Linked DNA regions of Homo sapiens: regions 1, 2, 3, 4, 5 and 7 are each linked to region 6. A link is a loop called in an ENCODE intact Hi-C map of the cell type or tissue named here. Cell type or tissue: mammary epithelial cell. All regions are shown on one strand. Links, peaks and the distances in the headings refer to the core of each region. The heading gives the core; the rest is flanking DNA.

What was found. A loop is a pair of places that touch in the nucleus more often than their neighbours do. Peaks named below come from ENCODE experiments on the same cell type or tissue, not always from the same donor. Only the 100,000 strongest peaks of a DNase experiment are listed, where the experiment ranks them.
Region 1: it touches region 6 in a loop (5-fold over the local background); 2 of 110 quality-filtered maps call a loop at or near these places.
Region 2: a loop joins it to region 6, with 9 times the contacts of the local background. A loop is called at or near these places in 37 of 110 quality-filtered maps.
Region 3: it touches region 6 in a loop (16-fold over the local background); 93 of 110 quality-filtered maps call a loop at or near these places.
Region 4: a loop joins it to region 6, with 23 times the contacts of the local background. A loop is called at or near these places in 2 of 110 quality-filtered maps.
Region 5: it touches region 6 in a loop (10-fold over the local background); 11 of 110 quality-filtered maps call a loop at or near these places.
Region 7: it touches region 6 in a loop (9-fold over the local background); 10 of 110 quality-filtered maps call a loop at or near these places.

What each region holds. Positions count from the first base shown.
Region 1 is chr3:27,310,249-27,314,613 of GRCh38, reverse strand. NEK10 (NIMA related kinase 10) reads left to right here. Exons shown (of 36, transcript NM_001394966.1): 7 at 276-317; 8 at 2,437-2,515; 9 at 3,598-3,665. Among named protein-coding and RNA genes, the nearest start is that of NEK10, 57 kb to the left of the region's middle. RefSeq lists an enhancer at 2,567-3,766. In mammary epithelial cell, for the core only: a CTCF peak has its summit at 2,352; DNase peaks (open chromatin) are centred at 2,353 and 3,023.
Region 2 is chr3:28,284,638-28,289,002 of GRCh38, reverse strand. The region is part of intron 2 of CMC1 (C-X9-C motif containing 1); the gene reads right to left. Among named protein-coding and RNA genes, the nearest start is that of CMC1, 45 kb to the right of the region's middle. In mammary epithelial cell, for the core only: a CTCF peak has its summit at 2,211; no DNase peak of the experiment used is centred there.
Region 3 is chr3:28,326,861-28,330,860 of GRCh38, reverse strand. AZI2 (5-azacytidine induced 2) reads left to right here. Exons shown (of 8, transcript NM_022461.5): 7 at 3,911-4,000. Among named protein-coding and RNA genes, the nearest start is that of ZCWPW2, 20 kb to the left of the region's middle. In mammary epithelial cell, for the core only: a CTCF peak has its summit at 2,108 (motif pointing right); no DNase peak of the experiment used is centred there.
Region 4 is chr3:27,132,017-27,136,381 of GRCh38, reverse strand. All of the region lies in intron 31 of NEK10 (NIMA related kinase 10), which reads left to right. Among named protein-coding and RNA genes, the nearest start is that of NEK10, 240 kb to the left of the region's middle. RefSeq lists a silencer at 1,925-2,084. In mammary epithelial cell, for the core only: a CTCF peak has its summit at 2,004 (motif pointing left); no DNase peak of the experiment used is centred there.
Region 5 is chr3:27,886,290-27,890,654 of GRCh38, reverse strand. No RefSeq gene overlaps it. Among named protein-coding and RNA genes, the nearest start is that of LINC01981, 54 kb to the right of the region's middle. In mammary epithelial cell, for the core only: a CTCF peak has its summit at 1,888; no DNase peak of the experiment used is centred there.
Region 6 is chr3:27,710,399-27,714,763 of GRCh38, reverse strand. It overlaps LINC02084 (long intergenic non-protein coding RNA 2084), which reads right to left and starts at 1,845. Exons shown (of 2, transcript XR_007095851.1): 1 at 1,722-1,845; 2 at 364-1,607. It also overlaps the pseudogene KIAA1143P2. RefSeq lists enhancers at 1-675, 1,347-2,032. In mammary epithelial cell, for the core only: a CTCF peak has its summit at 2,514 (motif pointing left); a DNase peak (open chromatin) is centred at 2,513; H3K4me3 peaks cover 1,705 bases.
Region 7 is chr3:28,088,023-28,092,387 of GRCh38, reverse strand. LOC105377008 (a long non-coding RNA gene) reads left to right here. Exons shown (of 3, transcript XR_940674.3): 3 at 1,026-3,171. Among named protein-coding and RNA genes, the nearest start is that of LINC01967, 62 kb to the right of the region's middle. In mammary epithelial cell, for the core only: a CTCF peak has its summit at 2,623 (motif pointing right); no DNase peak of the experiment used is centred there.

The DNA.
Region 1 (4,365 bases), core at 172-4,171, 400 kb after region 6:
GATGACACAGGAGGAGTTAAGAAGAATGAAGGGGCAGGCTGCGGTTCTGAGCACAGATTTATTCTCTTGATCTCAACCCAACTTTCATATTTATTAATAGTTTATTTTAAAGGTAGTATGAATGACATACTGTAAGTTTTCCGTATTTATATTAGAATGTAGACCTTCACAATATAATTATAAATATGACAACTTAGTAAAGAAATTGCATGTAAAATATACTTCCCCCTCCACCCTCATCATTTACATGTGTTTTGTTGCTTTTATTTTATTAGGAAATACTCCATAGCTTGGGTGGGATTGAAAACCTAGCTCAGGTAAGATTCCTTTTGTGGTGGCTGGTCTTGCCTTTTCATTTTGTGCCTGCTATGAGCAAGAATTAAAAGGGTATGTGACAGAAGGTGGCTTTCCTATGTTATGCTGTCTGCCCCAGAGAGGGACAGACAGCGTTAAGTGTGAGTGTGAGGCATGATACTCACAGAGCAGGGAGGAACCCACCACATTTTGTTCTGGCTAATTGGGCTCACTTTACTCAGCCTGATGAAATGAGAAAGTGCTATAAAAGGTCACATGTCTTTAGCTAGTAATAATAAGAAATAGGCAGCCAGGTGCGGTGGCTCACACCTGTAATCCTCGCACTTTGGGAAGCTGAGGTGGGTGGATCACCTGAGGTCAGGAGTTTGAGACCAGCCTGGCCAACATGGTGAAACCCCGTCTCTACTAAAAATACAAAAATTAGCCAGGCATGGTGCCAGGTGCCTATAATCCCAGCTACTCGGGAGGCTGAGGCAGAGAATTGCTTAAACCTGGGGGGCGGAGGTTGCAGTGAGCTGAAGTTGCACCACTGCACTCCAGCCTGGGCAACAGAGCGAAACTCCGCCTCACAACAACAAAAGGGGCGATGGCTGGAAGGCTGAAGCCCTTAGCATTGTATATACCATATGGTGGGAGGAAAAGAAATATGTATATATATATGCATATATATTTGAAACGGTGTCTTACTATGTTGCCTAGGCTGGTCTCAAAATGCTGGGCCCAAGCAATCCTCCTGCTTCAGCCTCCTGAGTAGCTGGGATTACAGGTGTGTGCCACTGGGCCTGGCAAGATAATAAACTGATTATGAAGATGTTCAAAACATTTTCAAACAAGAAAATGATTACTGTGCTCACTAAAATACTAATAAATAGATGACAAAGAAAGGAATGATCTTGACCTTATTTATTTTTCTGCTTTGCTAACTACTGAGCGAGGGTAAGCAAGTGAATATATATACTGAGCAACTCAGAGGCTTGCATTTATTAATACAATAAAACAAAATTTCTTTTTCTTTCTTTTTCTTTTTTTTTTTTGAGATAGGGTCTCACTTTGTCACCTAGGCTAAAGTGCAGTTGTGTGATGTCAGCTCACTGCAACCTCTGCCTCCCAAGTTCAAGTGATTCTTGTGCCTCAGTCTCCCAAGTAGCTGGGATTACAGGCATGCGCCACCATGCCCGGATCATTTTTTTTTTTTTTTGTATTTTTAGTAGAGACAGGGTTACACCATGTTGGCCAGGCTGGAATAAAACAAAATTTCTGATCACGTTTTTGAGTTGGAACAGGCTAGTCTCCTAAAACCTGTATAATGTTTACAGAAAGAATGATTTTCATAATAAACATGTGGCCCTGCAAACTCATTCTGAATAATTAATGGAAGATTAAGTTGGTGGCAATTTAACATTAAATCTACTTTATTTTATTATATTCTTAGAAAATTGATTCATGTTTATTTTTTGTTTTCAAGAACCTTTTAAATTGACTAGAGGTGTACCTCATTTAATAACTTAATATTTCATAAGATTATGTTACAAAGCATCTTCTTATCCATTTTAACTTCCATTATAATATTAGAAATTACCTGTTTCCCTGAGCCTGTTTCTTATTATAATCATTATCCACAGTGAGAATTATCAGACTACTCAGTACGCATTTTATTCTGATTATTGCTAACTGCATGTATGCTGGTTAGACATATATTCAGAGCTTATATACGTCAGTAAAATATATACAATGTATTATAAAAAATTCTCCTAAAAAGATACATTGAAGAATAAACATTCTATATACTATGTATTATGTATCTTATATGTATCTTGTATTTGGATACTAAATTACACAACAAACTTACTTAGTTAAGAGTCATTTTGAGACTTTTGAGAGTTTATAGAGTCTTGAGATGGTCTTTCCCTCAACTTCATAGCACGCAAGAGAAGCCAAAGAATCTAGAAACCCAGTCACCTTTTGCACTTGAGCGATAACTGTTCCAGGAGCATGAGAGTATTATTTGATGAATCTGTTTTGCCACCTACAGTTTATTTTAAGAACTGCAGCATCTTGTTCCTTGCTTCCTTGGGTGCTTTTGGTGTCCTGACTGGCTTGTTGGTTTGGTCCTTCATGCAGTATATGGAGATTGTAGCCAATGAGTACCTCGGCTATGGAGAAGAGCAGCACACTGTGGACAAGCTGGTCAACATGACATGTAAGTGTTATTGCAGGGACACAGCCATTTTTGTGGACTTGCTAGAAAAAGCAGTATGGTGTTTGCAGCAGGAAACAAGGATACTTTAAATATTTATTAATGTTCGCACACACAGCTCAGGTGTTGAGCATCCAGGCCAATTGTTATATTCAGTGGCAACATACAGCCAGAAGAAAGATGTTTAGATTACAACCTTTACCTTGAAAAGCACAATTTATTTAATGCAAGAGAGGCTTCCATAAAAGCAAATTTTGGTAAAATCTATTTTTGCGTCTTTTTATTTCTGTTAAAATGTCAGAGACTATCCAGTTTTTTTTCTATAAAGTTGGGTTAATCATGATTGCCTACCTCATAGAATCTGAAACATCCAGAGCATGAAAAAGAAAAATAACAACAAACCTTATCTGATGCTGCGAATGTGAAAACATTGGACTGTGAGTGTGAGGTATTCCTTAGTCACTCAATCTTCTCCCGTTGGAGGCTCTTCCCAGCCCTGCTGTCCTGCACTCCAGCTTTGATGAGTCACAGACGTCCTGCCGTGTGGGATGCCTGTCCGTTTTCTTTGTGTGACTGGACTGGCTCTTCATATCTGCTTGTGGAGCAGCACAGTGATTCTCAGATCCAGGGAGAGAAGAGTTTATGGCAAGCCCTGGGCACTAGGAAGTCTCTTTGAGGATGACTATTTTCCTCAGCTGAGGAAACGTGCAGGTTCCTCTCATTTGCTGGCCTTCCCTCTCTTCTTTATAAGTTGAAATCTTCACAGAGAGGATCTTTGAAGAATAGGCCTCACTTTGAACTGGTAATGATGTTAAGGAACTTCAAGTGGAAAGAGAGGTTTGCCTTTTTTGGTATTTTTATATTTCATTATTACAATAATATTAGAAAATAAATACCAGTGGAGCTTGAGGAGTAATTCTTGGGGTAAAAAAGTAGCCATGCTGCTCCTGCATCTGTTGTTCCTTTTGTGCTGTGTTCCCTTTGACCTTTCTCTGCCTGCCCATATGCACTGCAGATCTGTGCTCCTGGAAGTACTCCCCCTTTAATCTCTGGATGCCTCTTTGCGCTCTTTCTTTCCTTTATAGATATTTTTCAAAAACTTGCTGCAGTCAAAGATCAAAGAGAATGGGTCACCACAAGTGGAGCCCACAAGGTGAGTGGCCCCTGAAAGAGTTAATGCTTCAGCTCCCTATGGCAATAGTTCACATTAGGGAAGTTCAGAGCCTTTGCGGTTAAGTCATGTGTAATTAGAATCCACAAACCTACCAGCCTGGCCTGAGATTGTGGATCTTTGTCAACCCTTTTATATTCTTTACCAGCATTACAAGTTAATAGAGATATAATAAATACAAGTTTTCTGGAACTCTTTTCTTTTTTTTCCTATGCCATTTAATACCAACTAGGTTTATTACTTAAATATTATTTGAAAAGCCCCAGCTATGTATAAATACACCCTAGGTGTGCATTTATAAATAAGTCAACAGAAATAAACAAAATGTACATATGTATACATATAAATTCCATATGGCATGTGGGGCTATATTAGTTTGAACCATATATGATTGCCATTGTAGGTCAAAACAGACTATATTTATAGCAAAACTGTTTAGACTGTAGCCATGTGGAGCCAAGTTTCAGAAACCTGTTGAGTTTCATATCCCGGGAAGCCACTTTCTAGTGTATATGGGAGCAAGATTGCCTAAAATGTGTTAACACATGCTGCTCATGGTCTAGAGGATGATTCTAGGTGATACACAGGTCAACATTTTTTGTTTCAGTAGCCAGCTATTTCACAGGTATTATTGCTTACAATTGGAAAAAATTTTTTTGAGTTAACATTAAAGATGTTAGTT
Region 2 (4,365 bases), core at 182-4,181, 570 kb before region 6:
AAACCTCTGAGATGGTCTTCCCAACCAAATATTTCATATTATATATTTTTAAAAGATAAGATTATGTATTTGTATAAAATGCTACAGTTTACAAAGTGTTTTAATAATCACTTTTTCATTTACTTGCAAAAATATTCTTACAATCATAATTATCCACAAAAGGACTGTGAGTATACTTTAAAAAATTATAAAAATAAAAATTATAAAAAATATTAGTCAGTATGAAACAATTTATCAAACTTTATAAATTTATCACACAAATGTATTCATCATAATCCTCTTTAACAACACAAAGCTACATTTGCAATGAAGCAGCTAAAGCTTTCTTTTTTGTTTTTCCTCTCAACTATGATTTAAATGTTTATATTCCTTGTTTTAATATTCCAACACACAGTCAAAATGTGGCAGTTGCAGTTGTACATTTACCTTCAATAGTAACTATAAAACCTAAAATTATTTTCAGTTGGCTCCTTTAGTAAGACCCAAAATTTCCTAAAGAAACATTTAACACTTAATGTTACATTTACGGTAATGAGAAAGAGCAAGGATAAGTCAATGTAAAAATGAATAAGCTTTAATGATATTCTTAACAGGATTTTCAGATACTTCTACCACAAGATGGAGATAAAGTAGATGTATTTACACACGTCAAAATATATAATTTTATTAAATTATTTGATATCACTTGGCTCATAATCAGAAATATATGCTACTCTTTATGATAAAGGTAAACTCACTTCACATGTGATCATTTTTAATTTAGTTATTTCCAAAATATCTTTTAATAAAATAAAGACATATAACATTTTCATGTTTCATTTTACACAGGAAACTACCAGTATTAACGTATTTTTAAAAACACGTTGAAGAAGATTCATATATCAATACCAGAGCTGTTCAATAATTTTTTTTGTAACGATGGAAATGATTGATGTCTGCATTGTCGTATGTGGTATCCACAAGCCACATGCAGCTATTGAGCATTTGAAATGTGGCTAGTACCACTACGAGACTCAATTTTAAATTTTATATAATTTTAATTAATTTAAAATTAAATAGGCAATGTGACTACTGGCTAATATACTGGACAGCACAGAGCTATATTATAGCCAATTTAATATTTTAATATACATTGAAATTCAATCATGGTTTTCAGAGTGTAAAATAACACATAAAAACTGAACTTTAAAAATAAAATTACTATAAATCAATGATAAAAACTAAAGATTCTGACCATTAATAATGGAGGTTTTTCCAAAATCATCAGGAAAAAAATAGAAAAGCTCAATATAACGGTAAAAATAAAAACCAATATATATTAAAAGGAGTAAAGTTTATAGCATCTTTCGAAGGGAATAAAAGAGCATATATTAAAACACACAAATCTTTTTAAAGTATACCAATAACCATGTGAATTTTCAAATTTAGTATAGAAATGTGCTTATTTAAAACATGTAAATATCTGCACATACAATAAACATATTTACTATTTACACAAGTCAAAGTTAACATTTTCAATAATAGGAAAAAAAAATTTGCTCCCTCTTACCAAAACAGTAGGAGTCTAACTCTGCAATTACAAAGTAGAGCACTTTGCACCAGAGAAAGATTCCAACATAAATTATGTGGACCTCAATCAATACAAAGTTGGGTATCAATTAAACTAGAGAGCCAGTAGCCATTCTGTTTCAAACTGAGAGAAATAGTCTTACTAATCCAGACAAAGATGCCAGTCAAAGGTGCTGAAACCAAAAGGAAAAGTTTCATGATGATCACATCTCATAAAACGTAGAGAGGATTCATGAAGAAGCCACTTCACTGGAGTCTGTTCTTGGATTTGGGCAGAATAAGGGAGGAAGCTGATTTAAAAGTGCTATAGAGGTGACACTGAGAAGACAAAAGAGTGTTAGGAAGAATCCGAGAATTGGTCACCAAATAATACCTGAAAATGTGTTGACGGTTGGATTATTCCAGCACAAAAGCCCTGACTTTAAAATTAAGCAAACAAAAAGGATGTTTCATTAAACTGTCTGTATATTACAAAACTGGGATATATTCTTCTCTTTTGCAATAAATAATCAAAACCAGCTTTTTAATGACCAGTCAGGCTCTAACAGAAAATGAAAAATAGGCTCCCACATTCAGCAGATCTACCCTTCCCCCAAGATCTCAGTAAATTATTTCTACATGTGCTGTGTTAAAATTGAACCCCTAGAGGGCAACTGAGCTTCAATCTTTACTTCATAATATACACTTCAGTTCCTCAGCAGTTTATAGATACCATGACCTACTTCCTTATATCTTGGAACTTTTCCTCTAATACAAAAAGGAAATGGAAAGAAGAAAATTGATATATTCCATTCACTAATGCAAAATATCATTATGTAATACATTCTTTAACAGCAATCATTCAACAATGAAGACTATGGTACAAATAGGTATATTCCTGAATAACAGACTTCATAAATGAATATGTGAATATTAACACTCTCAGTAGGAATCATGTAGCAGATAAGAAAGACATACTTAACAAGTCTATTTAATATAAACGTTTTGCATAACTTTACATTCACTAAATGACATGTTAAAACTTACAGGGAAAAAAGTGAAGAATCCAATTTCAATAACAACCCTATATAAACTATCCAGTATAAAACACTACAGGAAAAACAATGCTTCTTCAAAGTCAAAATGTCAAGAGGTTCCTTGCTGCCCGACTAAGTTAACGCTATTTCATTAGAAAGAAGTACTGATATTCAAACAGGCCCACACAAAATACTGACATAGCAAAAAAAGTTATTCTATCAATATAAAAATGTACTAGCTAGCAAGGCCAACAATGATATCTTAGATTCAGCCTTTTTTAATGAAACTCAAAAATTAGACATATACAAGTATAAAATGTATGTACCAAAAAAGGTAGCATAAAAGAAAATGCTGCCAGGTGCGGTGGCTCATGCCTGTAATCCCAGCACTTTGGGAGGCCGAGGCAGGCAGATCACGAGGTCAGGAGATCAAGGCCATTCTGGCTAACACAGTGAAACCCCGTCTCTACTAAAAATACAAAAAAATTAGCCGGGTGTGGTGGCAGGCGCGTAGTCCCAGCTACTCGGGAGGCTGAAGCAGGAGAATGGCGTGAACCCAGGAGGCAGAGCTTGCAGTGAGCCAAGATCGCGCCACTGCACTCCAGCCTGGGCGACAGAGCAAGACTCTGTCTCAAAAAAAAAAAAAAATGCTGAGAATTTACCTGGACAATATACAGAATAATAATAACTAACTGATAACTTGGTCCAAAAGTCATGGGTTTTTTTTTTTCACTTTTTATTTGTATAGATGTAGGGGGTACAAGTGCAGCTTTGTTAAATGGATATATTGTGTAGGGAGGAAGTCTGGGCTTTTAGTGTAACCATCATCTGAATACAGTACCCTGTACCCAATAGATTTCTCATCCCTTACCCACTTCCTACCCTCACATCTTTCCTGGTCTTCAATGTCTATTATTCCACTCTCTGTACCCTTATGTACACATTACTTAGCTTCCACTTATACGTGAGAACATGTGATATTTGACAGAAAGTCATGTGTTTTTTTTTTAACCCAAATAAGACTTTTACATAATCAACTCTCTTTATCTCATACTACAATATGTATTCACTAACTGGAACAAAATTATAATTCCATCCATAAACAGCTTTTGAAGGAAAATATGTATTTTGTGTCACAAGTCCTTCCTCCCCAGCAGAGAAGGTCACCAGTACCTCCTTAGCTACTGTACTCAGCAACAGAACCATCATCTTGGTAAGGACAGAGAATACACACACATGCTGGTTAAAGACTCTTTCTCCATGTCACAATCATTTTCTTCACTAAATTCATCAATTAATTATTAGCATTACATCCTAAGTACTTAGGAATCTCAATAATCACAAAGCAATTTCTGCTCATTTGGATTAGAATCCATATATGAAAACTGAAACATCAAAGAATGCACTGATGGAACACAGAGTAGGAAGAAGCTGCTAAAGAAGGTGAAGTTTGTGTGCAACAGGGTTAGTAAAGGAAGCAGCCATATAATTGACAGGATACAAAAGAGGTCAAGGTTTACGGCTGCCAGAGCATACTTTCTTATTCCCTAAGAGTTTGCTAAGAATCCTTGGCCTACTGGAAAAGAACCTGACACCTAGCCTAGATAATTTGGCTTTTAACCTCCAAGATGGAAGTAAGGGAAGTAAAGGTCAAGAAATAGCCAACACACACACACACACACACACAGAAATCTAACAACAAAAACAGCCAAAAACTTATGGCTTATATAGAAGAGTGCTTTAGATAATAAATTATGTAACTTTAAGATACACAAATGAG
Region 3 (4,000 bases), core at 1-4,000, 620 kb before region 6:
AAAAGTTACTTCACGTTAAAGCCATACCAACAGTATGTATGTAAAGAATTGTGTAATTACAGCATGTTCCAGTGGCTCTCTTAGTGCTCATATACACTTGTGGTTTTTTGCAAATTGGTTTGCATTTGTATCAGGTAGACAATGTGAACTGCAAAACTGATTAGGTTTCTCTCTTCTGGTTATGTACTAGAAAACTTATAACCAAATTTGTGGCCTACTGTTGGTCAACTTTTATCATGCATTTTTATGTTAACCTCATTCTCCACTGCATTTTGTTTTGTTTTCTATTTTTCGCCTCATCATTTCTGCCTGTTTGCAGTTTATGTTCTTGTGTTTTGTTAATCTTTGTAAGTTACTTCATCCACTTTTAAGAGGAACAATTCAGATGACAGATTAGTTTACTATATTGGAGAAAGTATATAGGGATATTTCCATTAAACCATTAACTAAAGGTTTAGATATTTTTAAGGAATATTTTTCAGTTATTTAGATAACTTGCTTTTTTGGAACTCTCCTTTTTTGTATTTCTTCCATCATATTGCTAGGCAAATGAGGTGTAGTATACTGTTTCTCTATCTTAAGATAGAGTGAACCTTTTAATTACTGGAGGCCTTTTATATGATACTCCTTGTATAAAACATCATTTAACAATAATAGCCCTATCAGAAATTTAACCAATGTCTTGCCAGTGTCCTGTTTTGATTTTGGCTTTAGGTTGATGGCTTCAGTTTTTAAACCAGATCTAGACAGGGAGTCGCTGTACTTCTTTTGCTCATCATCTGTAAACTTACATTGTGGAACTGTGTTACAGATGACTTCCTAAAATGTAAATTCCAGGTTTAGAAAAAAAAAGATTAGGTTAGTGTTTATCAGGCTCTTCTGTGTTTCCTTAGTGCTGTGAAATTTTATTAGTTATAATAAGCATTATAAAAATATGGAATAAGTCAGAAAGAACACACCAATACCAGAGTGCATTACACACAATAAGGGTAAGTATGGTTTCTTAGAACTTGTTTTCTTTGGGTTGCAGTGTAAAATGATTCTTGCTGTGCCTTGCAATAAAAAATGAGAGCCACTTGTTTGGGGGGAACCGCAGTTGTCAAAATACACACTTTTAAGTCTATAACTCTTGGCTAAGAATATCCCATAGTTTAATTCTACTGTGATGATGGAGGATGTAATAGTTCAGTAAATTTTCAAATGCTAAAGAAAAATATGTATGGCTGAAGTAGAAACTCAAGTAAGTGGATTTTTCTTATACAAGGAATAGTTATTTGTGTATTAAAGAGTTCCATATATAGTGTCAATTAAGAAAGCTGGGCTTTTAGCTGTTACACTTTGTAAGCAGGACATGTACTCCCTCCTTCAGTTGTGGACATGCAGGTTTCACTTAAAAGTCAGAGATGTGAAGTTTTATACTGAGAAGTATAAAACTTATAAGATTGTGTTGGCAGTCAGCATATTGTAGGTGCTTGGTAATTGATGATGATATCAAAAATGTTACTCCAAAAGGGCAGTGATCAGTCATTAGACCGGGTTAAGTGAAAGACAGCTTTGAACAGCAACATGGCAGACTGGAGTAGACTTCTCAACCCATTTCCTCGTGTGTAAAATGAGGTTACTCACTTTACCAAGTTGGTGTGACAATGTAGGTGAAGTGCCTAGTATATAATAAGTGCTCAGCCATCATTATTTGTGCTTTATCTGTTTTTAGAGTTCTCATTTGAGAAGTTTCAGTGTAACATTTCAATATTTTAAGTAGTTGTATAAGTTCTTTATAGACAACTATATATATTACTAGCATTTTGCTTGTGTGGCATTTAAAGCAAAACTAAACTTTATACTCCCAGTTGGGGAACTGCGGTGAGGATAGGAAGGTCACAATCTATACATTGTCTTTGAAATACCTAGATAAGAGGTTTAATTGGAAGCCTGCTAAAAATTAGGGATGACAACTTGCCTTTTCCAATATCATTTAAATAATGGTTTAAACATTTTGTTCAAGTAGATAGAATTTAAAATAATTTTTTACACACTTTGAAGATTGTAGCACTTTTAATGTTAACTGTAAAGTGGGAAACACTAACTGCAGTTATTTTCTTATCCACAAGAGGGAGAGCTATACTTAGTAATAATTTTAGATTTGTCTATCTGTAGTTTTAAATTCAGGTTACATTAAGAGCAAAAAACAAGACTACATGTGTATTAAACTCAGTGACCTAGTTTTTAACTAAACCTAAGTTTTAAGCAGTCTTCATTAAATTGAACTGAAAAGTTTTTATTAGGCACTGTAAACGTTACTAGAATTGTTTATTTCCATGCCTAGCTGTGTATTTTAGTACTCAGAACTGTCTTCAGTATTTGCTCTTCTTTTCTCTAAAACAGGCACTGATTTACTGTCTCGCACCAATAATAAACTATTTTTAAGCTGTATTATTCATACCATGACTGAATGAATGAATTAGCACATGTTCAGTGTTTACACTTACTGCTATATAATGTGAGTAACTCTTCGGAAAGCATACTGAATGCCTAGAATTGTACCAAGAAACCAACAACTCTCTTCACACTTAAGACAGGTTCCTATGTGAAACATTCATTGTAGCAAACAACTCAGATGTTTTTTGGTGAAGTAGACATGGTTAATTTTGTGAACTAATTATTTGACACCTATTAAAAACTTGCAAAGAGCTCTGATTTCTAATATACTACAACTTAACAAATGATGTTTACAACAGACTAAAGCAGATTTTTCTGAAAAGCAGTGTAAAGTTTATTGACAAAAAGGTATTTCACCTTACAGAATTCAAAATATTTTATATATTATATATTAAATATAAACTATATTCTGTAATTTGAGATATTAGATTTCAAAAATGTTATCCTTTTGAAGTTTAAGTGTTTATGGCAACACAAAAATTGAAGCATAAGGTGACACGTTTGTCTAGTTTGATTTCTGTACTATTAAAATTACACTAGTATCTAAGGGGTAATAATTTTTTTTTAATGTTATAAGATTTAGTCTTACATTTAATATTTTGTGATATTCCTGTACAACAAAATGAGAATATGTGCTGAAGATTTTAATTTCATTTAGTTGGCAATTAAGCAGCAAAAAAAGAAAATCATGAATGTCTGAATATGAATGTTTAATGGAAAACAAAATCTATAAAAATTAGATTTAAAATCACTAATTATAATTTCTTAGATAATTGAGGTAAAATACTTTTAATTATAAAAACAGGAGAGGCATTTTTGAAGTTTCTATTTCTGTTTCATATAATCTTCCCTCTCTAGCTTCTTTTTCCTTACCAGGAAATCATCTGGCTCTTCATGTCTTGTGCTGTCATGTCACATTGGTTTAGAACCAACATTATGAGACAGCCCAGTCAAACATAAAGAATGTAATGCATGAAACCTAAATTTTATTTTAATGTAGACTTGGATATATATTCAGCAGTTGATATATCATTTCAATTCACAGTGTCAAAACAATCAAAAGATAAATACAAATTGATCCATATTTGAATGAATGTAACTTTACTCTTAATCAGATTTGCAAATAAAGAATGTATTTCTTACTACTTACTAATTAATAGCTGCACATTACAGCCTAAAATGAAATCTCAGTTCTGAGACTCTGCAAGAAGCTCTTATCAGTTATAATTTTATTTTTATTATACCGTTTAATATAATAGTTAATTGCTACATATCAGATGGACAGTGTTATTCTTTCAAGATCTTTTCACTTATTAATGCCCTAGTTAAATATCTTTCAATTGTTTTTTTCAGTTTACATCATCTCAAAACTAATTGGAGCAGAAACTTGATCTGCATATTTCTAAAGTTATTCCCTTTTGTCTAAAAAAGAATGATGAGTATTAACTTTTTGTAAAAAAATTTATTTCAGTGATAATATGCAGCATGCATACTGGGAACTGAAGAGAGAAATGTCTAATTTACATCTGGTGACTCAAGTACAAGCTGAACTACTAAGAAA
Region 4 (4,365 bases), core at 232-4,231, 580 kb after region 6:
CCAGAACTTTGAGAGGCTGAGACAGGTGGATCACAAGGTCAGGAGATCGAGACCATCCTGGCTAACACAGTGAAACACCGTCTCTACTAAAAATAGAAAAAATTAGCCGGGCGTGGTGGTGGGCGCCTGTAGTCCCAGCTACTCGGGAGGCTGAGGCAGGATAGTGGCGTGAACCTGGGAGGTGGAGCTTGCAGTGAGATGAGATGGCGCCACTGCACTCCAGCCTGGGTGACAGAGCAAGACTCTATCTCAAAAAAAAAAAAAAAAAAAAAAAAAAATCGATCTCCTAGAGAACAGGCAAGCCATTTATTTGAAGCGCCTTTGAATTGTTTGTCTTCACAACCACAGTTATTGCCAATGGAAAAAAATGTAGTTCAGAATAGCAATGTGTTGTCCTCCAATGAAAATTATACTACTGACTGTCATTGGTGAAACGTTCTGTGTTTTTTCAGCAGTAGTGATGGATAAGACTAGAACCATCCATACCTGCTCATCTGGATCTCCTGTACTAATGGCAAGGGTGACCTAGATTTAACAGAATAAGATATTTAGGATAAAGTTGTATTTCTTAAATTGACTGCCATTTTCAGGGTTTGTAAATTCTAAGAGAAGTGTTATGTTTTGTGTATTTAGTTTGATAACAGTCTTTGAACATTCTGTTTTAGCATTTAGGGAAATATCCTCTTATGCAGTAATGTCAAAATAACTTTTTAAAAAATAGAATTAGGAACTAACTTAAATCACTTTTTATCAAATGGAGTCCTGTGAACAATGGATAGTCTTCTGATGTATTCTTGGAGATACTAGAGAATATAGCAAGTTCTTTAAAAGAATCCATATATTCTTCCATATGTAGAAATCTATATATTCTTTTCCAATATTAATATTATGCAAGTTTGAGAAAACCTAGTATAAAACATGCAGATCGGCTTTCATTATTTTGTTACTTTGTGTAGTATAGTAAAAACAAGCAAACAAAAACCAAGCTTTTAGGTGTGTGACTTTGAGGAAGTAATTATCTTTTTAAGAGTCACTTTCTTCATTTGTAAGATGGGGGAGCTTATGAGACTACTTGCCTCAAATGAAATAAAGTATGTAAAAATGTTTGTTTATTTGTTTCTTTATTGGAGATGGATCTTGCCATGTTGCCCAAGGCTGGTCTTGAACTCTCCTGGGCTCAAGCGGTCCTCCCACCTTTGCCTCCCAAAGTGCTGGCAATACAGGCATGAACCACCGTGCCTGGCTGAAAATGTTTCTAAACTATAAAGTGCTATCCTACAGTAATGCTAGTCATGGTGGCATCTGTTCTAGAATAATGGCTGTGCTAGAAGACGCTGCTCAGAAAGTATTCTTGCATGTTACATAATGTCTTTAAGCTCTGACTTCCTCACCTATAAAATAGTACTTGCTTTATAAGTTTGTCGTGGAGAAAAAAGTGAGACTGCGCATAAATGAGTAGTCATAGTGTCTGGCTCAAATGAATCATAGACATTAATATTCTATTCTTAGTATTATAGTCCTTACGTATAATATATTATTATGTTTATATCACCTGCAATTAAACTATGCATGAGTCATCATTTTGTGTAAAATTTTAAATTCTTGTATGAAAAAACTTCAAAGATGGGGTGCTGTCCATTGTAATAATTATTCCAGTAAGATCAATAGCTTTCTAATATATATGCAGCTTAAGTTGACTGAATGTTAACTTACTCAAATGAGTTTTTGAGGCTTAATTCAGACCATCAGGAGCAGTAAAAACAATTCTAACTTAACTAGAGGCTTCTCAAGTTAAATAAATCGCAAGAATTCTCAGAGTACCTGAATTAATAATCTGATACTCATAGCTTCCAGTAGTGGGTTAAGTCCCCTTTGAAGGAAGCTATGAGCCCACTGGTGTTCCACACTTTCAAAAGTTTGTCATAGCAGAGAAGGCTCGCTGCCTTTCTGTTTGACAGCCCCTTGCAGTCAGCTGGGCAGCAGCTAGAGGGTTCTGGGCCAACACTGCCCTCTGGTGTTTGGTTTGGGGAAGTGGCAACTTTTGGTGCATTACAAAAGGGAATTATCAAACCTGTGCTCTGTCCAGGTACTTTCTGGTCCCCTCATTACTCCATCCCATCTTCCTGCTAGGAATATACATGCACATGCTCCTCACCTTCATGTCTGTTTCTATTCTAAGTTAAATTCATTTCTCTTTTGCTTTTCTCTCTCACACACATATATCATTTATACTCATTTTCCTTCTCATCTGTCTTTGATTTGCTCCTTAATGCTGAGAAATCTCTCTCTCTCTCCCTGCACCCCCCTTCCTCTCTTTTCTTTCTCTATTCCACATTTTTTTAAATTTCCTCCTTTCATTTCATGTGAAAGGACAATAATAATTATGACTATTTGCTGGGAGCCGAGGAAGGGATCCCATCTGGATTAAGGCAAAAGAAACTATAATATTGACCTGAAAAGAGGTCAGAGGAGACTCAGTGCTGCCAACCTACAAAACATTTCAGAGTACACTGAAGTGCTTCAGTATCTCCAGAAGAGTCTTATTTCTTCGCTAATTAACGTATTTTGACTCAAACACTAGGATAAAAGATACATTTTTTATTTTTTGAGATGGAGTTTCGCTCTCATTGCCCAGGCTGGAGTGCAATGGCATTATCTCAGCTCACCACAACCTCCACCTCCGGGGTTCAAGCAACTGTCCTGCCTCAGCCTCCCAAGTAGCTGGGATTACAGGCATGCACCACCATGCCCGGCTAATTTTGTATTTTTAGTAGAGATGGGGTTTCTCCATGTTGGTCAGGCTAGTCTTGAACTCCTTACCTCAGGTGATCCTCCTGCCTCGGCCTCCCAAAGTGCTGGGATTAAAGGCATAAGCCACTGCACCCAGCCAAAGATATATTTTTAAAAACATTTTTCAATTGAATTATTTTCCTGTTTTATATAATTACAGTACTTCATAATGGGCCCTACATTCTACTATATTTGGGATGATGAAAAGTTTTTATTTGGCTGTGCAATCAGTGTTGTGAGCCCCTCCCTGTAGGCCCTATTCTTTGCTCTGCCATTATCTTTTATATGTCCTCCTGTCTGACAAAACTTGAGTAAATAAGATAAGGTTAAGTCATGCTGAACGAACAGTTACACCCTGAAATTCCTTGGCTTGACACAATAGAGGTTTATTTCTTACTCAGTTCCATTCGGGCTGCTCAGGTGGCCCTGTTCCTTCTTGTGGCTGTGCAGTCAGAATAGGATGGTAATGCCAAGCTCCTTGCAGTAGGGAGGACAGTGGTGGAGAAAACACACTGACTTTGAATTGTCTTATCCTCAGAGTGACACACATCATTTTTATTGACCAAAAGTAGTCACATGGTACTAACTAAGCCTGTAAAGGAGCCTAGAAAATAGAGCAGGGTTGGGGTAATAATTATTTCTGATACATTCTTCTTTCTTTTGATCTGAGCTTTGAATTATATTCTTGTTTAATATTGAGATCTCTTACTATCACATTTTCCTTTCCACTTAGCCATCTTTTTTCTGACTGGTTCCTCTTTCTCTCCCTTCAAGTTCTTTCCATAATTTAAACAAAACCAAATATTATTTCCACTCTGAGACCCTTTTAATCCTGACCCAATTTCTTTTCTATTATCCTTCTTCTAAATGTCACTTCATCTTTCTGTGCTTTCCAGGACTTTTGATTTTCTTGTAGAGATCCAACCTACAAAGCATGACAAATCATTTTTTTAATCCCCATTTTTTTTGTTACCATGTTTTCTAAGGTCCTACCATGACTTTCTACTACTCACTTACTAAATGTAACTCATCCTAGTCTGGTCTTAATATATGCTAATCTATCCTCTCTTTCTTCTGGAATGATTGGTACCTAAATCTGACCTCTCTGCAGCTGAATTTTCAGGAGCACTCCAAGACAGGCATCTGACTATATATACTACTAAAGCAGATATGTATTTCCTGGTCCAAAGTGTCAGATCCTATAGTACCAAGGCTACAGTGTTTGGCATAGTTCTAGGCATATTATAAGCACCTAAACATCTGATAAAAGTGCACCATTCTGTGTCAAGACTGTTCTTCACAAAATTCAGTATATGTGTGCAATTAATGAATAATTTGTTAAATGAAAAATAATATCAATCAATGAAGAAACAATAAGATAAATGGAAGCAGCCATTTGAAAAAGAGCAAAATAATATATTCCTTCTGAATCGCAGGGTAAAAATTATAGCATCTAGTCATGCTATTTGCAGTAAAATTTAAATTCTTACATAGTCCTATTGAGTGAATATTGTTACATGGGCCCTCAGCGAATGCTTTTTGTAGTCAGCTGTGTAGTGTTAACAATTTGTTTAT
Region 5 (4,365 bases), core at 176-4,175, 180 kb before region 6:
CAGGACCCAAACATGGTTATTTTTAAAGCTGTCCAGGTGGCTCCAACATGTAGACAAAATGGATAACCAGTAAATTTGAGAATATAAGCCTAATTCTAGTGCCTCTTAAGAAAAGTTTTCCTGTCTTGTCTCATTTTGAAATATCTCAGAGAGAGCGAGAGGGAGAGGGGAAGGAGGAAAGAGAGAGCAAGAGAGAGAAAGAGAGAGAGAAGTTGGCGAAGGGAATGGGAGAGTTGGGATATGTCCTCTCCTCTGAAGGTCTTGCTTTTGTCAACTTTCACCATACAGACATACACATATTCAACTTAAGACAAGCCCATTTTCAGTACCTCTCAGAAGTATATGTCTAGACAGATAAATATAGTTTATAAATTAAATGTTCACTGTAAAATTTTGGTGAATATCTAATAATTTCTTTAAATGATTCTATTTTAAATTAGTAGAGCCAGTCAGAGAGGGCTACCACTCTGATTTGGAATTTATCTGCCAAATAATTTACACACTCACTGAAGTGTGAGCTACTTCAACTTACAACATATTTTCCTTCCCTTCTAATTCTATAGCCCTTTGTCTATTCCTTTCCTTTGACATTGCACTTTCTATAATATCTAAATAATAATATATTATATATAATTAATAACAAAGTCTATAATATCATATGCATGCCTTTGAATGGCTGCTCAAAGAAGTGACGTCAGGGTTAGGGAAATCTAGGTTTGAAAACTGGCTTTCTCAGTTACTGGCAGTGTGACCTTGAGTTTGTTTCTGCATCTCTCCGAGCCTCAGTTTTGCCATTTATAAAACAAGGTTAGTAATACTTTGCAGGGTTAGTGTGAACATACGACGCAAAATATTTAAACTACCCAATGCCTGGTGCATTAGTCCTCAACAAACAAAATGATATTAAGATTTCCTCTTTTCAACTGGTCTTAAGCTCCTTTATCCTTTTTAAGTGTCTTCATCTTTATTATCTCATATACTTTCCTCACAAATAAGATAGGCTAGAAGTTATCTCTGGGTCACAGAAGAGCGAGCTGAAGTGCCAGACAGATAATGGGATGAGTTCAAGAGACAATTATTCATTCTCTTTATAAAAGATGCTTATAAAGGGAAAAATCCTTAGCAGCAATCTAATTGGGGAAAACAAGAAAAAAAACACAAGGCTAAATGTAGTCATCCACTTTGGTAGATCTGAAAATGAATACCAGCGTGAGCAAAGTCAACAGGGGAAAAATATGCTTTTAGTATTTAAAATTCATATTACTCAATGAAAAGTGATGTTGTGGTTCGGTGGCTGGATGGCAGGTGTTAGGTCTTTTGCTTTTCTCTCTTTTTTAAATTTAACCTTCTTGTTTCATCTCTTCCTTTATTAAATAAAACGTGTAATGCCAGAGATGAGATAGCATATATATGTATTCATATTTCTGTATAAATATACGTGTAGTACGATTCTTACATTCGATTGAATGAATCAGCATCTCCAGGGATGAGACTGAGATACCAGTATTTTGTAAAGCTTTCCAAATAATTCCACTGTGCAGTGAGTCTGAGAACCAGGGGTCTTGACCAATGTTTCTGGAGCAGTAATTCTGGAATAGGACTGGGATTCTGCATATCTGACACACTTGCTTCCCAGTGATACAGATTCTCTTGGTCCTTGGACTGCACTGAATAACAAGGCTATAGGGGAATCCTATTCCTTCATTTTTGAAGTATTAGCACATGAGTTACGAAATCACTTTGGGGGCCTGCTTCATTATTTATGAAAATGAGGGTTTAGGCTAAATCATCTTCAAGCTTACTTTGCCACTCCAGACCTTGCCTTATTACTAGCAAGACCAGGAGTCTCTTGTGTTCCACAAGGGGTCAGATCACTGCTGCTTCCAGCATTTATTGAACATTTGGCTGTAAGGCTGTAGAACAGTAGCTCCTACTCCCCATGGGGCGGAGTGAGGCAGGGCAGGTTAACCCTCTGTGTGCACCAAAATCACATGGAATGCTCATTTTAAATGTCCTAGAGCCCTCCCTCCAGAGATGCTGATCTCATGATCTGGGCTAGAGCCTAGAAATGAGTGGTGTTAACAATAATAATAGTTAACATTTATTGTATGTTTGCTATATATCAGGGACTATTCTGGAATTTCAAATCCTCACAGTGATCCTATGAGATCAAGACTAGTGTTATCCCCAATTTACCGACTGAGAAACTGATAAAGAAGTTAAATAATTTGACCAATGTCATCCAATTAGAAATTACAGACAAGGGATTCTACTATGAGAAAATGTAGCACAGTTAGATATTGAGGTCCTTGACTCAAAGAGTTTCTAATTAGAAAAAGGAAAGAAAGGTGGCTGGGTGAGGTGGCTCACACCTGTAATCCCAGCACTTTGGGAGGCCGAGGCTAGTGGATCACTTGAGGTCAGGAGTTCAAGACCCGCCTGGCCAACATAGTGAAATCCCATCTCTACTAAAAATACAAAAGTTAGCTGGGTGTGGTGGTAGGCCCCTGTAGTCCCAGCTACTCTGGAGGCTGAACCGGAGAATGGCTTGAACCCTGGAGGCAGAGGTTGCAGTGAGTGGAGATCATGCCACTGCACTCCAGCCTGGGCAACAGAGCAAGATTCCATCTCAAAAAATAAAAACCAAAAATTAAAAAAAAGGAAAGAAAGGAAAAATAAAAGTGAAAAGTAGTAGGGCTAGTAGGCAGGGGAGTAAGGATTCACAGCCTGAGAGGCTGGCTGGAGGTCCCAGACTTTGACCTAGCCGGTTCTGCTGCAGGTGGCTCCCAGATCACTCCTTAAGTTTCCATTTATAGATCCACTGAGCCAGCAAATGAGCTGCATAGGGTTTTCCAGGGAGTTTTTGTAAACTACAATCTCCTGAACCCTCCTCTTTTGTATTTTGACTCCTAAGGTCCAGCACAAAGCCCTGGAATCTGCATTTTAACAATCATACCCTTCTCGCCGAAGTGATTCTGATGCACAGCCAAATTTGGGAATCACTGGAAGAATAGGACTTAGAGGCTGTCAGCCTCTGGCCACTTCACATCTCTGTGTCTTTATTCACTCATTCATTCTTTCTTTTAACAATTAGCAAACATTTGAGCACCTACTGTATGCCTAATACTGGATGCTGGAGATTTAATGGCAAACAAAACAGATAGAAATCCCTCTTCATGGAGCTTACATTCTGGTTCATTGGAGGGTGACAATGGAGAAAAATTAAGTAGCAAAGAGAGTCAGGAGGAGTGCAAGTTTGGAGTGCCCAGGAAAGACCTCACAGAGAAGATGACATTTGAGTAAAGATTTAAAAGAGAGGGCTGTGGGAAGGGTATTCCTGGCAGGGTGAGCAGCTCATGCAAATGCTCTGAAGTAGGAGTGTGCTTGGCATATCTAAATAACAACAAGAAGGCCAATGTAGAAGGACCTGAGTGTGTAAGGGAGACTAGAAGGAAATAAATTCAGAGAGGTAACAGGGAATACATCATGCAGAACTTTGTAGGCCACTGAAAGAACTTTGACTTCATTCTGAGATGGGAGGCCATTAGAAGGTATTGAGTAGAGTTATCTCATCTGTCTTATGTTTCAAAGGATCCCCTCATTGCTGGGTTAATAATAGACTACAGCAGGGTAAGGGCAAAAGCATGGGGACCAATTAGGAGGCTGCTGCGATTATCCAGGTGATAGATCATACTGGCTTGGACCAGGGTGGTAGTTTTGAGGTGATGGGAGATGAATACATTCTGAGTATATTTGGAAAGTGGAGAAAACAGAATGTGCTGAAAACTTGGTTTACAAGAGGAAGAAGTAAATGATCTTCTTTAGTAAATTTCAGTCACTGATTCATTTTAAAGAATATTACCTGGGCATTGTGGTGTACACAGGTATGTGCTGGTCACTGTGCAAAAGCTTGGGAGGTACATTGATAAGCTAGACATATGGTACCTGTCCTCCTGGATCTTACATTTGAGTGGCACGGGGACAACATGTACCTAATTGTCTGGGTTGTTATGAGAATATAAGGTGCATAGTACAGAACCTGGCACATAGTTGCACTCAATACATAGTTGATATTGCTATTATATAGGATACTTAGCATTTGGCAATGTGTGGGGACATTTTCTGTTTTCATAAATGGCAGGGGTGGGGGCAGGAGGGAGGAACCAGGGATACTGCTAACAGTCCTATAAAAACAGGACTGCCCCCCTTTCCTCCCCACCTCTCTCTCCACTGAAGAATTATCCAGTCCCAAAATGTCAGTAGTGCCCCAGGTTAAGAAACCATGAGATGAAGAAAAGGTAGGTAAAGTTATCACCCAAAATCATAATCATGTGGTCATAAACAAAACCAGTGGTTTGAGAGGAA
Region 6 (4,365 bases), core at 240-4,239:
CCTACTCAAAACACTTTGGCAAAGGCGCCCCGAACTTTACCGGGGAGCCAAGGACAAAAGCGTTGAAGATGTGCTTTTTAAGATATATGTACTGTGGATGACTGATTTAGATTCCGGAAGGGAGACTCATAGCCCCCCTATCCTGGTCAGCGCCTTCCCCACACCCCCAACAGCCCCCTTACATCTGCATCCAACCACCGAATATTGGGAGATGCGATGGAATTTCGAAAACAGTGCTCTCCTATTTCTGCCCTCTAGAAAGCCCCAAAGTGCTAATCACTGCCGGGATATAGCAGATTCTGGCCCTAGTCTATTTCGGGTCCTGTATGTTTTTGCATCGTACAGTAAAAAAGAACCTGGTACTTGTGAAAAGTCCCTCACAGTGTTTAATAGAAACGTAAGTGGCTGAGTGGCCCCAATTAACACCTTATGATAAGGCATTCCTAAGATGGAGTGTCAGACACCAAATTGTGAAGAGATGTATCTAATTAATCCTCCTAGGATGACACCGATAAACAAGCCTCTATTTAAATAAAGATCAAGGGCTCGGCGCCCGGTTTGTTTACATTCTCCGCCAGGGTCTCCTAGTATGCACCGGTGCAGGCGGTGTTCCCTGCCCAGGGAGGAGATACTGGCTCGGGGGTCTGCTGGCTCGTCCTGGTTCACATCTCCGTTCTTGCCCCAAATAAACAAAAAACCACAATAAAATCAATAAATTGCAATGAAACAGGAAAAAGCAGTGCAAAGAGGACCTGACTCGGAGTTGGAAATACTGTTATTTGCCGTTTTCCACTGGTGTTCTTTCCATCACCAAACACTTTTTGGTTGTTGGTTTGCGAGGGAAAAAAGGAAGAAGGGGGGAAAGCAGCCCACATGTAGCCTCTAGAATTCTTTTCTGCTCTGGAGAGAATTCGGAGCAGGACCTTCCTCCGGTCCCCACCCCGCCCCGGCACGAGTTCGCTCTGGGTGGTTCCAGAATTCCTCCTCCTGGGTGTAGAAGCTGGGAATTGTCGGGATGTAGAGTAGCTATCCTGGGGGTGGAGTGGGGAGCCGCAGACGTCTGGAAGGGAAACTGGGAAAGGTGGGAAGAGTCAGAAAGAACTTGAGGAGGAGGGGAAGCAGCAGATTAGCGCGCCATATTTTCAGCCCATGTTTGGGCCGGATTTGGAGCCGGTTTCAAGTCTGCAGCAACGTATCTTCCAAACCTTCAATGGAGAGTTTCGAGGCTCCAAATCTGTTTTTGGTCCCGGTTTCCCTTTTTACAGCCGTCTTTGATTCGCTTTAAACCTAGGTGAAAGCAGACTCACGGTCTTCCCTCTCCTCTGCAGTCTCTTCTTTCCGAATTAAACCTGCGTAGGGGGAGGAATGTAATTTTTTAAATCTCTGCGGGTGTCATGGAAACGCTCTGGAATAAAAACTTCCCCGCATTCCCTTTGATTTTTATGGACATTCAGCTAACAGTAGGAACAAAAATTAAGATCTTTCCTTTCCCATTCGCCTGGACACTTATCTTTCCGGCTCGCGCCGCCGTGTCCTCTACCCGGCTACACAGCGACTCCAAAAGTTTAGCTTTCACCCCGCGGAGATTTCGACAGCTCTGGGAGGCTCTTTTTAAAAGGGAATTTGGAGAAATCTGTTGCTGAGCACGATTGAGTCCCACTCTATAAAATACCCATCACCCCGCCGTCATTCCTCAAGTTTACGCTTTCAAATATGCGAACCCCAAGGTCCAGCCCGGGAGTAAGCCAATCCCAGGACCCGGTCCACCGGCGCGTGTCTTGAAAAGAATGTCGGAGGTCAGATTCTCTCCTACCGCTTAGAGGCCTCGGCTCAGCGCACACATTTGGGGTTCGCAGGGCTTCCGCGCGCCGGAACCCGACCTGCGCTGGATTTTCTTCCGGGCGCAGGAGCTAAGCGATATCTTGGACAGTCTGAAGTTACAGGCACCTTTTTCTTCTCCCCCCTCTCCCCCAACAAGACGATGGGACTCCAGCCTTGCTGGTCATCGAATTTCTCCTTATTACGACTTAAATGAAAAGTAAAACACGAGACGTGGGCGAGTGCGCACACACACATCCACCCCCTTCTTCAACTCTGGGAGTCCTCTGTGTGTCGCCGAGGGCACGTATGGAGTTCGCCAAGGGAAGGATTCAGCTGCCCAAATGCTAACCAGGCCCTCAGCAATGGTCCCTAAAGTGCCCCCGCGTCACATGGATCTCTGACCGCCGCCGAAGCAATGCATTATTTCAGGCAGCATTCCCCTCCCACCAAATACACATTAAGAGACACGAGTTTAATTTTCCCCTGCCTCCTTGAAAAGCTCCGAACCCCTTCCTATAAGCCCTTGTGGGGACAGCAGGGCTTGCACAATGACTTTTGTAACTTTAAGTTCTACCCAGGTTTCCCCACACAGTTGGAGTGGAGGAGGACCCCACGCCTCACCCTTGGCCTCCAGGTCCCGCAGCAGAGTTTCCGCGCGGGTCTGCAGGCTCCTCTCTCTTCTGGGCCGCGGGCAGCCTTCGCCATCTGGTGGCCATGGAGAGTAAGGATCTCCCCAGCCGAAGAGAGCTCCTCCACTCTTAAAGCTGCTGCTTTGTCAGGTCCTGAACAGTTCCGTCAAAAAAAAAAAAAAAAAAAAAAAGAAAGAAAAAAAAGGACCCAGTGGCGCGATCTCACTGCAACCTCCGTCTCCCGGGTTCAAGTGATTCTCCTACCTCAGCCTCCCGAGTAGCTGGGACTACAGGCGTGCGCCACCACACCTGGCTGATTTTTGTATTTTTGGTAGAGGCTGGGTTTCACCATGTTGGCCAGGCTGGTCTCCAACTCCTGACCTCAGGTGATCCACCAGTCTCGGCTTCCCAAAGTGCTGGGATTACAGGTGTGAGCCGCTGAGCCCCACACTCCTACGCTTCTTTAAAAGTTTTTTAGTGTAGGGGAAGGAGCCTGGAATTTGGAGTTCTGTGACTTAAGTTCTAGTCCGCCGCCCCTTACAGCGGCATTGTCTTTAGCTTCACTGAACTTCATTTCCTCATCTGTGAAGTGGGGATTCCAACAGCACCTATCCCGGCAAAGAGTACTGAGAAGGAAGAAATGAGATTATAAATTTAACTGTTTTGTAAACTGTTGAGTAGTTCCGAATATTAGTAGGTATCACTAATTACTAATTTTATAACATGTATGATAGTAAACTTAGATGCATTAGCAAAGGAAAGTTTTTATTAATTCAGAAATAATTACAAATATTATGCAGTTTGAAAAAGTAGAGAGCAATGGACCCCCATGTGTCCACTACCAGCTACAATAACCATCAATCCATGGCCTCTCTTATTTCTTCCTGTAATCCCCACTCCACTCTTTCTGCCACGAATCCCGAAATTCCTGTCCTCTAATCCACAATTATTTCCGTACACAGCCCTTAAAGAAAAGGACTCTTTTAAAAAAAAAAAATATATATATATATATATATATATATATATATAACTGTCATGCTATTATCTCATCTAAAAAATCAACAATCATTTCTGAATATCGGGAAATATCCAGGTACGTTTTTCTGGTTGTCTCATAAAGTTGTTCTTGTTATTCTTTTTGTTTGCTTGTTCCTTACAGTTGTTTGTTTTAATCAGGATCCAAACAGGTCCCACACATGTGATTGATGTATCACTTAATTCTCTCAGTCTAGAACTCTCCCCTCTCAACTTTTCTCTTTTATTTTTCCTTGCAATTTATTGAAGAAATTGGGGCATTTGTTCTGTCTAGTTTTCCAGGTTCTGGTTTTGCTGATTGCAGTTCAGTAGTGTTAACATAGTCCTCTGATTCTTGTTTTTCCAACAAAGTGGTGTTTTATTGATCTGATCTAGATTCCACTTTTTTTTAGTAATAATATTTTATAGGTGGTAATATTCCATGAGGAGGCTCATGATGTCCAGTTGTCTCTTTTGGGGGCAGGTCTTTGTACATTGATGACTGTCAGTTAGACCCACTATTTCATTAAGGGGTTGGCAAAGGAGGTAAATTCCAGTACAGCTATTATTATCAATTACATATACATGAGAAAATTTTACTCAATGACACTTTGAATGTGACATTAAACAGAGTAAGCCAAAAAGCCAAGATCTCTGCTCTTTATATATCATCACAGGAAAACAGAGAGGCCTTCTGGGGAACATGAGACACAGAAACCTAGGTGTAAAATGGACAAAATGCATAAATTGGTAAGACTTAGTGGATGAAACATATTTATTAAGACAGTCTAATATGCCCCAAATTGCTAAGAAATCACATTAAACCAGTGCATATCAAAGTGATAAAGTAGGTTTCCATCTGTTTTTCTACTCTCAGGGCAAATTGTCAATTTCCTGATGC
Region 7 (4,365 bases), core at 180-4,179, 380 kb before region 6:
CCTATGAAGTTCTCTTTCTATTAAAGATAAAAATTAATCTCGATTATTTTCCTCCCACACTTGACATTATCTATTATCTGACTTCTATCTGTGCAATACACATGGGCTTTGTAACATAACTTTTCACAATCTAGCACCACTTTGTATTCTAAACCTCACTTCCAGTACTCCTCTGTAAGAAGCTATACCAGTCTCAGAACATACCTTATCATTTCAGGACTCCAGGCCATGCACATGTTTTTTCCTCTGCTAGAAACAATACATTCTCTTTGCCCAACCCCCACCCCACCTCCCCTTTCTCTCTCTCTCTTTCTTTCTGTGCCTTCTTGACTTCCCTAGGCAGAGGTGGTCTGTCTTAGTGTGGGCTGCAATAATAAATTACCATAGACTGGATGGCTTAAATGACAAACATTTATTTCTCACAGTTTTGGAGGTGAGAAAGTCCCAAGATAAAAGTTCCGGCAGATTTGGTGTCTGATGAGGACCCACTTCCTGGTTTGTAGATGGCCACCTTCTTGTTGTAGCCTCACATGGCACAGAGCAGAAAGAAAGAGCTCATGTCTCTTATTTTCGTAAGGGCACTAATCCCATTCATGAGGGTTCCACTCTCATGACCTAATTACTTCCCAAAGGCCCCACCTTCAAGTATCATCAAATTGGGGATAAGTTTCAACATATGAATTTTGGAGTAGACACATTCAGTCCACAGCAGAGTCTCTTTAGCAATCTGAGTGTCCACAGAATTCTGCTCATTTCTTATAGCTTTTGTCATATTGTGTGGTGTTTTATCTGTTCTCTCTCTCTCTCTTTCTCCTCCTCTCTCTCTGGACTATACAACCTTCAAGGGCTGAGAAAAATTCTAATTCATTTTTCTATTCCTAGTGTTTTAGCACAGTAACTAGCATATAGATCATAATTACATCTATTAAATGAACAAATTACAGGAAAAAAAACCCGGATGGAATATGGTAGCAAAAAAGCTGGGTACTCCCAATAACTTGACATTTTTTATTCTTTTCCTGCAGGTATCAATGGTGAGCAGAAGAGGAGCAGGGAATGATGAAAGACCACACATTCTCCAAAAGTCACTAAGCACTGTCTGCAGATGGAACATTCATATTTTCACATAGTATAAGTCATATGATCTTTGATCCTCCATGTATTGCTATCCAGCCATTTACTTTAGAATGTCAGCCTTTATACTGATATCACACACATGTTGTAAAATGTAGTGAAGATAAACGGGTGAAGTTAAACTTACAATGCTTTTGCTGTTATCCATAAAAATGCAATAGGTATTGCATAGAATTAGTTACAAGCACAAAACTGTGATACCCTATATGCCCCTGTTACAAGAAAGTTGTCATTTTACATTATGGGTATTTATTCGATATTTTCATAGTTTAATTACTAACAAAGCATTAATAATGCCAGATTGTGCTGACAAACATTGCAGTCTCTGAATAGGAGAAAGAATATATTCTTTGCACCATTATACAATGATTTAGAACTTTAATAGTGTGCTGGGGAAAAAACATGTATCTGTAACCTGAAATAGTTGTTTTACCTCCCTGAGTACAAAATATGTCACACATTCTCTCCTAAATGTATTCTCTATTTTTACCAGTCATTTTGTTGCTAAAATGTAAGATATGGGGATGGGATGTGGGTGATTGTCTCCGTCCTTTTGGGCTTCTATAACTAAAATACCTTAGACTGGGTAATTTATAAACAACAGGAATTTATTTCTCACAGTTCTGGGGGCTGGAAAGTCCAAGATCAAGGCTGTGGTGGGGTTTGGCTGGCGAGGGCTCCATCCTTCTTGCTATATCTTCACATGGTGGAAGGAGCAAACAAACTCCCCCAGCCCTCTTTTACAAGGGCACTAATATTATTTGTGAGGGCTCCACTCTCATGACTTAATCACCTCCCCAAAGACCCTACTTCTTAATACTAACACATTGGGGATTAATCTTCAACATATGAATTTTGGAGGAACACAAACATTCAGACCATAGCAATGTTTATTGGGGTGAATGCTCATTTAACTTTTCCCAGAACAATCCCTGTTAAGTCTGCTAACCTCCTGTAGTTAATGATAAAATTTCCTTCATTTTCCGAAGTGTTCTTGTTTGGATTATAAATTATGTAATTACCCTAATGACAATTAACTAGACATTTTTTTTCTTACTGTATAGCACCAGTATGGGCAATTGCAGTGGCTTTCAAACTTGACTACAACTCAGGGAGAAATACATTTTTCATCATAACGTAGTACACACACACACACACACACACACACACACACACGCACACACACACACACATACACTAGATAAAGCAAAAGCTTTAGGAAATGGTACTTGGATATTTTCAAATATATTTTAGTCTGTTTTTTAATTAAAAATCTCTAGTCATGATACATTAAATTGACTTATTGACCCACAGCTTGAAAAAACACCAATATTTTGGATGTGTTTTAAGGTCATAGAACACGCCTTCTGATTTTTTTCCTTCCCTAGGTAATCCTATGCAAGTTGCCAATCTTCTCTAAACAACACTCTTCTTCATCTATAAAGTAAATATTAATACCTACCTGAAGGTGGCAGAGAGAGTTAACTGAGATAATTTGGTTAATGAGCCTGAAATCTAGTCAACACTTACTAAAGGTAATTTCTTCTCCTCTCTTCCGCTTCTAAACCAACAGGACACAGCTGAAGTTCACAGGTTTGTAAAAGTGAAAAAATATTTTTCTTAACCCCCTGACCTCTAAAGTTTGGTCAGAGTGTTTAGCCACTGATAAAACATCTTTAAGCACTGTTACTTCTATGTTCAACTAAAAGAGTCACTTTTCAGTAATTTCCGGTCAAGCCCATCACAATAGCACTTGCAGCTTCTCAAAAGAAAAGAAAGAAAGAGAGAGAAAGAAAGGAAGAAAGAGAATTGAAGGAGGAAAGAAGGAAAAAAATCATGATGAAGATTTTAAAACATGTCTTATTGAGGGATGGGATGGTGAGGAAGTTGATTATAGTGATGGATGTGACAGACAGGGCCCGTACTTCTGTTTCTGTTCTCAAACTAACAGTTTTCACACATAACCGTTTTCACACATAACACATTAGTAGAATTTCTTTTGAATATTTGCCTTGGAAATAAAACAATAATAATATAGCATTTATTATATTTATTATATATAGAGTGTGTGTGTGTGTGTGTCTGTGTGTGTGTGTATCCCACATGTCCACATGAGAAATAATGAAAGAAGATGGAGCCCAAGTAAGAGAGTCCTGATGCCCCATAATGCAGAGAGACAAAGAAGTGATGAAATCAAGTACTCTACCTCTGGGCCGCCAGAATCCAGGCCTGGTTCCAGAGTCCTCTGGTTTTCACCGTGTTGGGGTGGGGCCTCCCCGGGTGCACAGCTTTTCTGCACTGGTTGGCATCTACTGAACCTTAGGTGATCACAGCAGTGGTAAAGACAAGCCAGCTTCCGTCTTTCCATAGTTTGTTCCCCTGTACTTCAGGAGGGAGGGGAGCCCCTCTATGGAATGCAATACACACTAGGCATCCTATCACTATGTAAGAACTCATCTTGCTCCCTCATTTCACATTACATCTTTGACTGTCTTGCTCAGTTGTTTCACCTTGGCTAGTTTTTACTCTTTGGCGAGTACTCTCACAACTCTCTTGTAGGCAGGAGCCCATTTTCTTTTTCTGAGTACTCTGGACTCCTTGCATGGTGCTTCCTGGGCAAGGGGTGCTCAACAAATTGTGCTGATAATTAAGTCATTCACTCAAAATATATTTATTAAGCACCTAGTGACCAAGACAGAAAAAAGTTACTATTGACCTTCAAATCACCAAATCTAATGATCATTCCTTACTGCTCATCTTCCTCCACCATTGCTACCTTAGAGGCCTCCCGTGCCTGCCTCCATTTCCCAGACTTACTGCTTGATTCTCCCTGGCAAGCTTTCCCTTCACCATTTTTTTTTCAGCACTTGTAAGGAACTGAATCTGTCCCCAATAGTACACAGTTTGAGTTAGAGCCAGGACTAGAACTCAGGCCTGCATATAATCAAAGATCAGAAAACGGCCAAATCTTGGTGTTTCTATTCACAGGGAGGAAACCCAGATGGGCCTACTCACAATACATGCTTCCAAATGAAAGAACGTTTTTCCCCCTAAGGACATTGTTAGGACACTGTCTAGCTAGAAGATATTCAGAGAAAATTCACTCCTTTACCTGCCCTAGGGAAATGGGAAAATTCAATGTTTGAGCCATTTACCCAAAAGAGTAATCCATGCTGGAAATTTTGCTGAAAGTATTCTTTTAAAAGGCCCTTCTGTCTTTATTATGACGAT